3 separate regions of the Homo sapiens genome follow, and regions 2 and 3 are each linked to region 1. The links are chromatin contacts, found by Hi-C or POLR2A ChIA-PET in ENCODE. All regions are on one chromosome and are shown on one strand. Each heading gives the region's core, a stretch centred on a gene start or an enhancer-like site at or near the end of the contact. The rest is flanking DNA. Distances are from core to core; before and after follow the strand shown.

The links. A loop is a pair of places that touch in the nucleus more often than their neighbours do. ChIA-PET counts read pairs that join two places held with the same protein, here RNA polymerase II (POLR2A). Pooled maps may share reads with other maps.
Region 2: a loop to region 1 is called in a pooled map, with 5 times the contacts of the local background. The contact joins the promoter of UBTF here to the promoter of RPL27 in region 1. A Hi-C loop is called at or near these places in 2 of 50 pooled maps. POLR2A ChIA-PET finds 5 or more read pairs at or near these places in 3 of 52 experiments (GM10248, PC-3 and activated CD4-positive, alpha-beta T cell).
Region 3: a pooled map shows a loop between it and region 1 (2.1-fold over the local background). The contact joins the promoter of HROB here to the promoter of RPL27 in region 1. A Hi-C loop is called at or near these places in 1 of 50 pooled maps. POLR2A ChIA-PET finds 5 or more read pairs at or near these places in 2 of 52 experiments (A549 and B cell).

What each region holds. Positions count from the first base shown.
Region 1 is chr17:42,996,634-43,000,429 of GRCh38, reverse strand. It overlaps RPL27 (ribosomal protein L27), which reads right to left and starts at 2,011. Exons shown (of 5, transcript NM_000988.5): 1 at 1,959-2,011; 2 at 1,599-1,681; 3 at 328-497. The coding sequence starts at 1,679. LOC124904006 (a long non-coding RNA gene) reads left to right here and starts at 497. Exons shown (of 2, transcript XR_007065759.1): 1 at 497-709; 2 at 1,044-3,796. RefSeq lists enhancers at 1,550-1,659, 1,730-1,969, 1,980-2,289, 1,255-2,454.
Region 2 is chr17:44,218,091-44,221,886 of GRCh38, reverse strand. UBTF (upstream binding transcription factor) reads left to right here and starts at 2,212. Exons shown (of 21, transcript NM_014233.4): 1 at 2,212-2,442; 2 at 3,591-3,715. The coding sequence starts at 3,658. The region is part of intron 1 of ATXN7L3-AS1 (ATXN7L3 antisense RNA 1); the gene reads right to left. RefSeq lists an enhancer at 1-61 and silencers at 776-995, 1,506-2,195, 2,322-2,486, 2,246-3,265, 3,316-3,485.
Region 3 is chr17:44,140,044-44,143,839 of GRCh38, reverse strand. It overlaps HROB (homologous recombination factor with OB-fold), which reads right to left and starts at 1,910. Exons shown (of 10, transcript NM_001171251.3): 1 at 1,695-1,910. The coding sequence starts at 1,697. RefSeq lists silencers at 1,085-1,379, 1,626-1,685 and an enhancer at 1,986-2,155.

The DNA.
Region 1 (3,796 bases), core at 762-3,261:
ACAGGTGAGTAAAATTAATTGGGGAAGACTTGCTTTCACGCACTCACAGACTTTTTGAAACCTATTGTATTTATCCTTGAGGGTGGAACAGTGGAAGAGGGCAGATCAGACCCCATGCCTGTGTTTACTGTGGATGGAAAACAATCTTTACCCAACACTTAAAAGATGGATCAAAGGCAAAACTGGAAACCATAGCCACTTTATGAGTTGAAGATGAACATTTTGGAAATGATATCCCTTCCTGGTGTTGGAATGGCTGCAAGGTCTGTCTCATTATTCAACAGAGCAGGGAGAAGAAATTTAAATTCTAGTTCTTGAAATGCTCACCTTGTGGGCATTAGGTGATTGTAGTTATACACTTTCACAAAAGATTTTATCTTTGATCTCTTGGCGATCTTCTTCTTGCCCATGGCAGCTGTCACTTTGCGGGGGTAGCGGTCAATTCCAGCCACCAGAGCATGGCTGTAGGGGCGATCTGAGGTGCCATCATCAATGTTCTAAATGAGTAAGAATTACATTTGTTATTCACTGAGGGCCTATTTAGGCCCTGTGTTAGAGGTAGTGCAGTGTCCAAAAAATATTTCCACCCTCAGGTCTCCAAGATCCACCATTATAAAGAGAAAAATCACAGAAAGCTATGAGAAATGACCAAAGAGAAACAGAACAGTGTTTATCTCCATCAGGAAGCATCTGGAACGGCTTACTAGAGGTAAGAGATTTAAAAGTAGCAACAGTTAACATTTAAGAAGTACTTGCTATATGCCAAGCACTGCTCACAGGACTTGGTATCTATTCACTTGCTCCACTGCTAGTGAAGTGTACAGCCAAGGTTAAGACACCACAGCCTAACTCCAGAGATCAGTCTCAGGAGATGGGAGAGGGGAATCCAGGGGTACTCCAGTGTCCCCACAACAACAAAACGCAGTGGTGTATGTGGCCAGAGCCTAGGGAACTCTCTCAAGAAGCTACAAAATCATGGATAAGAGGAAAACAGTGAGGGGCTATGTGACCTTTCTAAAAGCAATTTCCTCCTCTTCTTACAGATTCCCAGCTGCAGCACTTCAGGTAAATAACAGAACACCTCCAAACCTTAGCAACAGGAAGGAACCCCCTATAGCTGGGGATGGTGGCACGCACCTGTAGTCCCAGCCACTCGAGAGGCTGAGATGGGAGACTCGCTTGAGCCCGGGAGGTCGAGGCTGCAGTGATCACGCCACTGCACTTAGCCTGGACAGAGATCCCGTCTCAAAAAAAAAAAAAAGAAAAGAAAAGAAAAGGAATCCCCTATGATTACTTCAAGGACTGCACATGACAATACCTGAAAGGCAGTGGGAGCACATAGCAAGCGTGCAATGTCAGCCACTATTACTATATATTTAAAGCCTCTGGTGGAGAAGGCTTTATGCGTTGGGAGCCCAATTCAGCTCACATTTGCTTTTACTGTGCTTCTTCCTCTCTCAAAAACTCTCCCACGTTCACCCTGACCGTGCTCACTGGCTACTGCCCCAGAAACAGGCCTTGAATTCCAAGCCTGCCCGCCCCGCCGCAGCCAGCCTGGTCCCGGCATGCAAGGACGCAGAGTCCCGCGAGGCTGATACCTTCACGATGACAGCTTTGCGTCCGGAGTAGCGTCCAGCCAGGACAAGCACCACCTTCCCAGGTTTCATGAACTTGCCCATTTCTGCAGAGAGCAAGGAGAAAGGGCCACTTAAAAATCCGTAAAGCCAAAGATGCCCAGAGCTGACTCCTGCCAGCAAGCCCAGGTCTTGGGCCGGAACTTCAGACTGTGTTCACTGTCGCCTTGGTCAAGGCCGCCCGAGGGCCCTGCTCGCAGGACAGGATCGGATACGTAGCCGCCAGAGACCTAGGGAAGGAATGCACCCGGCGCCGCCCGGACCTTCGACCCCCAAGCCGCGGATGGCAGCGGATTGAAAGATTCAACCCAAGCTTCTACTTACCGGCAGCAACCACCCGGCCCTACCAGCAAAAAGGAAAGAAGGACACTTCCGCTAACCTTTCACCCCGGTGAGGAGTGACCTCACTTCCTGTCCCGCCCTTCAGGCTTTGCCACGCTGATTGTGTGGTGCTGAGTCTCGTGTTGCGGGCGGAAGAAGCTCATGAGGGAAACGCAGGGCGCGGCAGCTCAAGTATTCGAATGAAACTTTATTAGCAGCTCCAGCAGTAGACAAGAGCAAAGGAGACTCCTCCCGGCCGACGGAAGAGCTGGGAGGGCGACTGTGCTGTGCGCTCTGGACTCAGCAGCTAGGCTTTGTTGTAGTTCCTTTCTCTGGCGCTAGGAGGGGGAACACAATCTGAAATTTACTTTTTCTCTTGGGAGACACAGGGAAAAAAATAGGGCATTTATTGGTGCCTGTCGGGGGCACTGTTAGCTAAAGAGGGAGGGACAAAGATCAGTAAGGGTGGCTGGTCCGATAGTAGTGGGTTATCAGAACTTATCAACGTTAGGGTCACTAAAGTTGGTATACAACCCCCCACTGCTAAATTTGGTTTTAAAAAAACAAACAAAAAGGATATTTACCCCCAACAGTTAAAGTCTAGTGGTGTCACTGACATTACCAACTAGAATAAGCATGAGGGAGGTAGAGGAGAAGAATGGCAGCTGCTTACCCTGTGCCAGGTCAGGTTAATCTATTTATGCACATCATCTGATTTGGTCATCATAACACTAAGAAATAGATACTATTATCTCCATTCTAGAGTCGAGGAAACTGGCTTAGAGAGATTTGCCCGAAGTCTATAGTGGTTAAATAGTGGAGCTGGGGCTCAGCCTCAAGCAGTTCAACTCCTGAACCCATACTGTTTACCATGTCACCATCCTGAGCAGCGATTCTCTCCCAGGCAAGATGTGAGCACTTTATACAAGCCGGCAGCCTGTTTAATCCTCACAACTCTGCATCTTGGGCATTCTCCTCCCATTTAGACATGAGGAAATTGCAATTCAGAGAGGATAAATTGCTTGTCTGAGGTTAATCCTAATCAGTGGCATAGATGGGATTCAAATCTAGGTCTGAATCTAGGTCTAGTTGGCTCTCAAACTGAATTATTTCCCATCACTCACCAGAAGAGTGTTTTCACATGGTACCTTATGTGCTTTCCGAGTTTAAGGGAAAGATAAACTATCTCACAGTTTTTGCTTATCTGAACCTATAGGATTTGTCTTGGGCAAGATGTGGAACAACCAGGATTTCATCAGTTCTCTCCTGAAGCTCTCCAGTGATACAATTTTCCCTGTATCCCTCAGGATCCCATTGCAATGGCTTTTGTTTTGTTTTTTGAGACAGGGTCTCGCTCTGTCACCCAGGCTGAATGGTGTGTAGCACAATCATGGCTCACTGTAGCCTCAACCTCCTGGGCTCGTGATCCCCCCACCTCAGCCTCCTGAGTAGCTAGGACTTCAGGTATGTGCCACCATGCCCGTGTAATTTGAAGAAAAAAACAAAAACAAAATCAAAGAACTTTTTTTTGGTAGAGATGGGGACTCACTATATTGCCCAGGCTGGTCTCAAAAACTTCTGGGATTAAGTGATCCTCCTACCTGAGCCTCCCAAAGTGTTGGGATTACAGGCGACGCAGCACCGTGCCCGGCCCCATTACAATTTTTTTTTTTTTCAGACGGAGTCTCATTTTGTCACCCAGGCTGGAGTGCAGTGGCGCGATCTCAGCTCACTGCAACCTCCACCTCCCGGGTTCAAGCGATTCTCCTGCCTCAGCCTCCTAAGTAGCTGGGACTATAGGCTCCTGCCACCACACCCGGCTAATTTTTATATTTTTTGTA
Region 2 (3,796 bases), core at 963-3,462, 1.2 Mb before region 1:
AGGGGGAGAACTTTTTGCTCGGACTCCTCGGATCCTAAACCCAGCGAAACGGGACATTGAGAAGCTTGTCCTAAAACCCGGAAGGCCCTTGCGGAGCATGGAGATCGGATAAGGCGGGGTGCTCCCCCGGTTTTCCGATGTGTTGCAAATCTAAGAGCTTCTTTCTCGCTTTTTTTTTCCCTGTAACTACCCCCCCCCCCTTTTGCTTCAGGGTTGCAAAAGCAAAGAGCAATTAAAAAAAAAAAACCGCGCACACACTCAGACACACACCAGTGGCGACAGGGGAGAGTTGGAAAGACGCAGGAGAGAAGCAGGAGGCAGGAGGCAGCGGGGATGGAGCAATGGGAGCGGGAAGCAGGCAGGTTTCCTTGCAAATCCCCCTCCGGCCTCACGCCGTCTCGCCGGCCCCGGCAGGGGAGCGAGGACCCCGGCGAACAGATGGAGGAGTGGAGCTCGCTCTAGGCAGCTGGGCTTGGCCGGAGAATGGAGGAGCCACCAAGCGACCGGCTGATTGGAAGAGAAACGCAGAGCGATGGAGGCGGGGTAGGAGGACGATTTCTCTGCGGGGACTGGCGGCGGCGTACACGCCCGGGTCGGGCGCTGCAGAGCTTGGCTGGCTTTCAACCCGCGCTCGCCGGCTCCAGCCCCGCGCGCCCCCACCCCTAGCCCTCCCGGCGGCTCCGCAGGTGAGTGCGAGCTGGGGGCAGAAATATCCAAAAGTCTCAACATGCCCGCCCTGCAAAAAGAAAAAAAAAAGACGAAAACCATTTTTCTTTAAAAAAAAAAAATTTTTTTTGTGCAACCCCTAGAGCAGTGGGAGGGAAGGGGTGAGGCTGAGCCGCCCGGAGGAGGCGGAGGGGCCAGGCGAGGCCGGGGTGGCCCGGGAGGCGGCGGCGCCGAGGCGGCTCTGACGGGCAAGCGCTCGGAGCGGCGCTGCGCTGCGCCGAGGCGGGCGGGCGGGCGGGCGGAGCGGGGCGGGCGGAGCGCGGCGCGTGGGGCTCGCCATTAGCCGTCGCTCCGCTTCGCCATCTCGGGCTTTGTCTGGCGACTCGCTGCCCCGGCGTCGGCTGCAGCGGAGCTGCGGCTCGACTGTTCGGCCCGCCGTGCTCCCAGGTGCCCCCGGCCTGCGCTCCCATCCACACGCTCGGTAAGTGAGCCCGGGAGCCGCGGATTTCGGGGGAGAGGGGTTGCTACGAGTGGCGGCGGCGCCGATCTTCATGCGCCCGGGCAGGCCTGGAGAACCATGCCGGGCTGGATTGAACCGGCTCCCACAGCGGCCCCTCCGCCGGAGCCCGTCGTTCCCTTGCCGTTTCCGGGGTGTAAAGAGCAACGGGGATTTTTTTTTTTTAATGCAGAGGTTTTAGTTTTCGGGTTTTTTTTTAAGTTTCGTATGTGCCGTTCGGCAAGGAGAGGACCGCGAGGTAGGCACCGAAGCTGGACGCCGCGATCGGCGTGCGTGCGCCCCAAACCAGCGGCCACGCTCCGGGGGATGAGGGTGGGCGCGGACCGCTCGCTCCGGGAGGCGGGAGAGAGCTGGCCTGGAAGCCCTAGTCTGAGCTGGGAGAACTTGGGGGAGAGCTCCGGAGCAGGGCTGTGGGCGCCCCCCGAGCCTCCCCGGACGCCGGGGGCACCTCCGGGCACCCTCTCCGCGGCCGCACCTCGGCCCTCCCTCGCCGGCGAAGCCTGCTAGTTCCCCCGCGGGTCTGGCGAGGTCGCTCTCGGCGCCCGCCCGCCCGCCTAGGCTCCGAGCCCCGCCGCCATCCGGGCGGCTGCGTGTCTCCCTGCCCCGGCCCCCCCCCCCTTCCCCGGCGGCGGCAGCAGCAGCAGCAGCAGCCGCCGCCGCCGCCAGCACCACCACCACCACCCCCCTCCCCTCCTTCCTTCCCTCCGCCTCGGCCGCCCGGGTCCCCCCAGCTCCCGCCCCTCCTCCCAGCTGCCCCCCGCGGAGCCCGCCCGGGCAGGCTGTGGGAGGGAGCGGAGCCGGCGAGGCGGGCGGGCTGGCGCTCGCTCCCCGGGGGTCGGTGTGCGCTCTACGGGGAAGGACGCGCTCGCTGCCCCGCTTCTCCCGCCCCCCCTCCCGCTCCTCCTCCTCCCTTCTCCCTCCTCCTCCCCGCTCCGGCGGCTGAGGCTGCGGCGGCGGCGGGGGGTGTGCGAGCTGAGGCCGGGGCCGGCGGCGGGCGGGCTGCCTGCAGGCGGAGGGCGCTGTGCTTTGTGCTTTTCGCCGCGAGGAGCAGCAGGCAGCAGCCACAGCCGCCGCCGCCGCCGCCGCCGCCACAGCAGCAGCAGCCGCCGCCCCAGCGCCGCCGCCTCGCCCGGAGGAGGAGCCGCTGCCGCCGCGGGAGGGAGCTGCGGCTGTGCCCGGCCGAGCGGGGGAGGGCGCCGCCACTCAGAGCCAGGGAGGGAGCCGCTGGAGCGGGAAGCCCGGAGGCCGCGCTGCGCCGGGTAACCGAGGCGGCTGAGGACGCGCGCTGGGGTCGGGGCCGGACGGCGGGAGCGAACCGCGGGGTGCGGTGGGCGCCCAGCGGGGACCCGAAGCGACCACCGAGCAGGCGACCGGGCGCGAGCAGACCAGGGCACTTGGGAGGACGCCGAGAGCCGGGGGAGGGGAAGGCAGGAAGCGAGGCCTGAGCCGAGCCCCGGCCGCTGGCGGAGGAGCCCGCGCTTCTCGGAGCCGGCAGGCGCAGTTCTCCCCGGCCGCCGGAGGGGGCGGCGGGGCCGGTGAGCGCTGCGCCCCCGCCTCCCGGCCGCCGTCCTCCCGCCCTCTCCTTGGCTCGGCTCCCCGGAGGCCGGGGCGGGGGCGCCGGCGGGGCTGGGCCGCAGGCTCGGGGGAGGAGGCGGCGGTTCCCGCCGCGGTCGCGCCTCTGTGCCGGGCTCCTCCGTGCGCGTCGGGGTGGCTGGGCGGTGGCGGCGCCTCTGGCCGGGGTGGGTGGCTCGGGGGCGGGGGGCAGGCTAGGCCGCTTCTCTCCGGCTGCTTGCCCGCCTGTGCGGGCGGGGACGGCGAAGGGAGCCCGGGAGGGGGGAGCGGCGGGAATCCGGATCCGGTCCCCGGGGGCGGTGCGGCCGCTCCGCTCCGGGGCTGGCGGCGGCTGCGCTGCGTCCGGGTCCCCGCCGGGTTGCGGAGGCGGGGGGAACCGGCCGGGGGGAGGCGGGAGGAGGAGACTGGGGCGCGTGCCCGCTTCCGTGGCCGCGCGCGCCCTTTACCCGCCCTTCCTCTTCCCCCGCCCTCCAGCCTGGGGCCTCCCCGGGGCGGGCGCTCCGAGGAGGAGGAGATTTTTTCTTTTTTTTTTTTTTTGGCTGGGGTTGGGAAGCGGGGCGGAGGGCGGGCGCTCGCTGCACGCGGGAGCTAGGAGCAGGCCCTCGCGTGGCCAGGGGAGGGCGCGCGCCGCGGAGCCGGGCTGCAGGGGCTGGGGGAGGGGGTCACGAGGAAGAGGAGGGGCGCACTCCCATTCCCATAGACCCCTTAAGTCTAATAAGGTCATGGCTGAGTCTCTCAGAGTGTGGACCTGCCCCCTTCTACTCTGGGCGGTTAGAAAGTCGTTAGTCGTTCACCTCTCAGCCTTCCTGAGTGGGAACTGGTATGTCTTCCAAAGGGTGAGGTGGCTTTGACCCCGGGTTGCCCGGCCAGCACGACCGAGGAGGTGGCTGGACAGCTGGAGGATGAACGGAGAAGCCGACTGCCCCACAGACCTGGAAATGGCCGCCCCCAAAGGCCAAGGTAGGGGCATCCACCCCCGGCCCTCTGAAACTTAAACCCTCTTTCCCTCGTGGCTGCGGGGCTCACTCCCTTCTTCAAGGG
Region 3 (3,796 bases), core at 661-3,160, 1.1 Mb before region 1:
ATTTTGTTTTTGTCTTTTGTTTTGAGACAGGGTCTTGCCCTATTGCCCAGACTGGAGTGCAGTGGCAAGATCATAGCTCACTGCAGCCTCAATCTCCTAGGCTCAAGTGACCCTCCCACCTCAACCTCCTGAGTAACTGGGACTACAGGTGTGCACCACCGTGCTCAGCTAATTTTCTTTTTTTTTTTTTCTTCCTGAGACGGAGTCTTGCTCTGTTGCCCAGGCTGAAGTCCAGCGGCACGATTTTGGCTCACTGCAACCTCCACCTTCCAGGTTCAAGCAATTCTCCTGCCTTAGCCTCCCAAGTAGCTGGGATTACAGGCCAAGCCACAATGCCTGGCTATTTTTTTTTGTATTTTTAGTTGAGACAGGGTTTCACCATGTTAGCCAGGCTGGTCTTGAACTCCTGACCTTGTGATCTGCCCACCTCAGCCTCCCAAAGTGCTGGGATTACAGGCGTGAGCCACTGCGCCCAGGCTAATTTTTAAATTTTTATAGATACGGGGCCTCACTACATTGCCCAGGCCAGTCTTGAACTCCTGGGCTCAAGTGATCCTCCCACTGTGGCCTCCAAAGTGCTGGGATTATAGGTGTCAGCCACAGGCTGGGCATGGTGGCTCACTCCTGTAATCCCAGCACTTTGTGACGCCAAGGCGGGTGGACCACCTGAGGCCAGGAGTTCAAGAACAGCCTGGCCAACAAAGTGAAACCTCGTCTCTACTAAAAATAGAAATAAGTTAGCTGGGGTGGTGGTGCCCGCCTGTAATCCCAGCTTGTTGGGAGTCTAAGGCAGGAGAATTGCTTGAACCTGGGAAGTGGAGGTTGCAGTGAGCGGAGATCGCACCACTGCACTTCAGCCTGGGCCACAGAGTGAGACTCTGTCTCAAAAAAACAAACAAACAAAAACAGGTGTCAGCCACGGCCCCTGGCTTGGGCCTAAGGATTTTGCAATATCCCAAAGGTTTCGCCTGACCAATCTTATGTCAAACATAAGAGAAACTACCATAAATCCAAACATGTCTGCACAGTGGCATTGTTTCTGCAAATGAAGCCAGTAGTTTCCCTACCTAATCCAAGGCCCAAAAACTAGGGTCCCAGGAGAGTAGGATGCCCCAGTCCACGGTTCCTTCTTTCTAGCCAGCAGGGCTGCTGTAGCCAGTTCCTGATGAGTGTCAAACCCAGATCAGAGGTGGTGCCTAACCCCAGATGCCAGAGCCGCAGGAGCTACAGCTGGCGATACAGTTCCCAAGACTCTAAGGGTCAGAGTGAAAGGGGTGGGCGGGAGACGACGGTTGCAGTGAGCAGAGATCACGCCACTGCACTCCAGCCTGGGCGACAGAACGAGACTTCGTCCAAAAAAAAAAAAAAAAAAAGTAGAAAGTGTGGGGCGGGGAGGGGAAAGGGATGGACCCAAGCGGTAGTGACGTCTGAGCGCACTGGAAAGGGGGGTTTCCCAGGAGGGTAGGAAGGCAACAGGAGGGAAACTGAGGCCCGGGGGAGGAGAATGCTTTCTCAGGGTCTCCGGCGCGTCCATGACAAGCCCTGACGACAGCCCAGGTCTCCCGACTCCGCCGAACCCCCACCCAGACCCCGGTCCTGCAACTTGCGCGGGCGAGGGGCTGGAACCCCATGAGCAGTTCCGGAGGCCAGGGGGCCCTGCGGCCCGCCAGCCCCCAAGCTGGGCGCGGCATTACCATAGCGACGGCGGGTGGGCCTCGGCGGGGAGGTTGGCCCGGCACCCCGAGTCCGGGGAGTCGCCGGGGCCTTGGACACGACCCAGGTGGAAGTCTCGGACTCCGAGGGACAGTGCTTCCGGGCTGGGGTCAGAGGGATGAGTCTCTGCGATATAGGGAAAGTCGCCAGGAGACTGGCGGCAGGCGCCTTAGGCCGCATTCGAAGACGCCGCCACTGGGGCGTCTCCGCCTTCTTAAAGGGGCAGGCATATTTCTTTCCCGCCGACACAAAGGGCCTTCTCACTGTAGTCTTCCGCTCTGGTCTTAAAGGGGAAACGGATGGGCTCTCGGTCGCCCCCAAGCGGCTCCTCTTCCCAGTCGGCTGGTTCAGCACTGGTTCAGGTGAGATCAAGCATCTTGGCCCCACGATGCCTAATCCTGCCCCCGCCCCTTTCTTTTCCGTTCTTTTTTTTTTTTCTTTTTTAAACCGAATCTCGCTCTGTCGCCCAGGCTGGAGTGCAGTGGCGCGATCTCGGCTCACTGCAACCTCCGCCTCCCGGGTTCAAGCGATTCTCCTGCCTCAGCCTTCGAAGTAGCTGGGATTACAGGCGTAAGCCATGGCGCCCGGCCTCCCTGCTTGACTTAATACTGCTTCAGAGCAAGACTGTGGCTTTTCACCTTTGTGAACCAGCATGTGGCACATTGAAGACACTCAGAAAATGAGTTTGTTTTTGTTTTGAGACTTACTTTACTCCCTTACCCAGCCCGGAGTGCAGCGGCACAGTCATGGCTCACTGCATCCTCCACCTCTTGGGCCCAAGCAGTCCTCCCACCTCAGCCTCCTGAGTAGCTGGGATCACAGGCACACACCACCAAACCCAGTTAACTTTTTTTTTTTTTGACACGGAGTCTCACATTGTTGCCCAGGCTGGAGTGCAGTGGCACGATCTTGGCTCACTGCAACCTCTGCCTCTCAGGTTCAAGCGATTCTCCTGCTTCAGCCTACCAAGTAGCTGGGATTACAAGTGCCCGCCACCACGCCCGGCTAATTTTTTTTTTTTTTTTTTTTTTTTGAGACAGTCTCGCTCTGCAGGACAGGCTGCAGTGCAGTGGCATGATCTCGGCTCACTGCAACCTCTTCCTCCTAGGCTCAAGCAATTCTCCTGCCTCAGCCTCCCGAGTAGCTGGGATAACAGGCATGTGCCATCATGCCTGGCTAATTTTTGTATTTTTAGTAGAGACAGGGTTTCACCATGTTGGCCAGGCTGGTCTCGAACTCCTGACCTCAGGTAATCTGCCCGCCTCTGCCTCCCAAAGTGCTGGGATTACAGACGTGAGCCACTGCGCCCAGCCACGCCCAGCTAATTTTTTGTATTTTTAGTAGAGACAGGGTTTCACCATGTTGGCCAGGATGGTCTCGAACTCCTGACCTCAGGTAATCTGCCCGCCTCTGCCTCCCAAAGTGCTGGGATTACAGACGTGAACCACTGCGCCCAGCCACGCCCAGCTAACTTTTTGTATTTTTAGTAGAGACAGGGTTTCACTATGTTGCCCAGGCTGGTCTTGAACACCTGACCTCGTGATCCACCCGCATTGGCCTCCCGAAGTGCTGGGATTATAAACGTGAGCCACTGTGCCTGGCCTAAGCCCAGCTAATTTTTTTATGTTTATTTGTTGTAGAGATGAAGGCTCCCTATGTTGCCCAGGCTGAACAAGTGTTTGTTGAATGACTTGATGCCATTTGTCAGGAGGGAGTGCGAATGGCTGGGCAACTCAATGCTCACTTCCGCGGTGGCTCTTGCCTGTAATCTCAGCACTTTGGGAGGCAGAGGCGGGCGGATCACAAGGGCAGGAGATCGAGACCATCCTGGCTAACATGGTGAAACCCCGTCTCTACTAAAAATACAAAAAAATTAGCCGGGTGTGGTGGCGGGCGCCTGTAGTCCCAGCTACTTGGGAAGCTGAGGCAGGAGAATGGCATGAACCCGGAAGGCGGAGCTTGCAGTGAGCCGAGATCACGCCACTGCACTCCAGCCTGGGCAACAAAGCAAGACTCCGTCTAAAAAAAAAAAAAAAAGAAATTAGCCGGGCATGGTGGCGGGCGCCTGTAATCCCAGCTACTC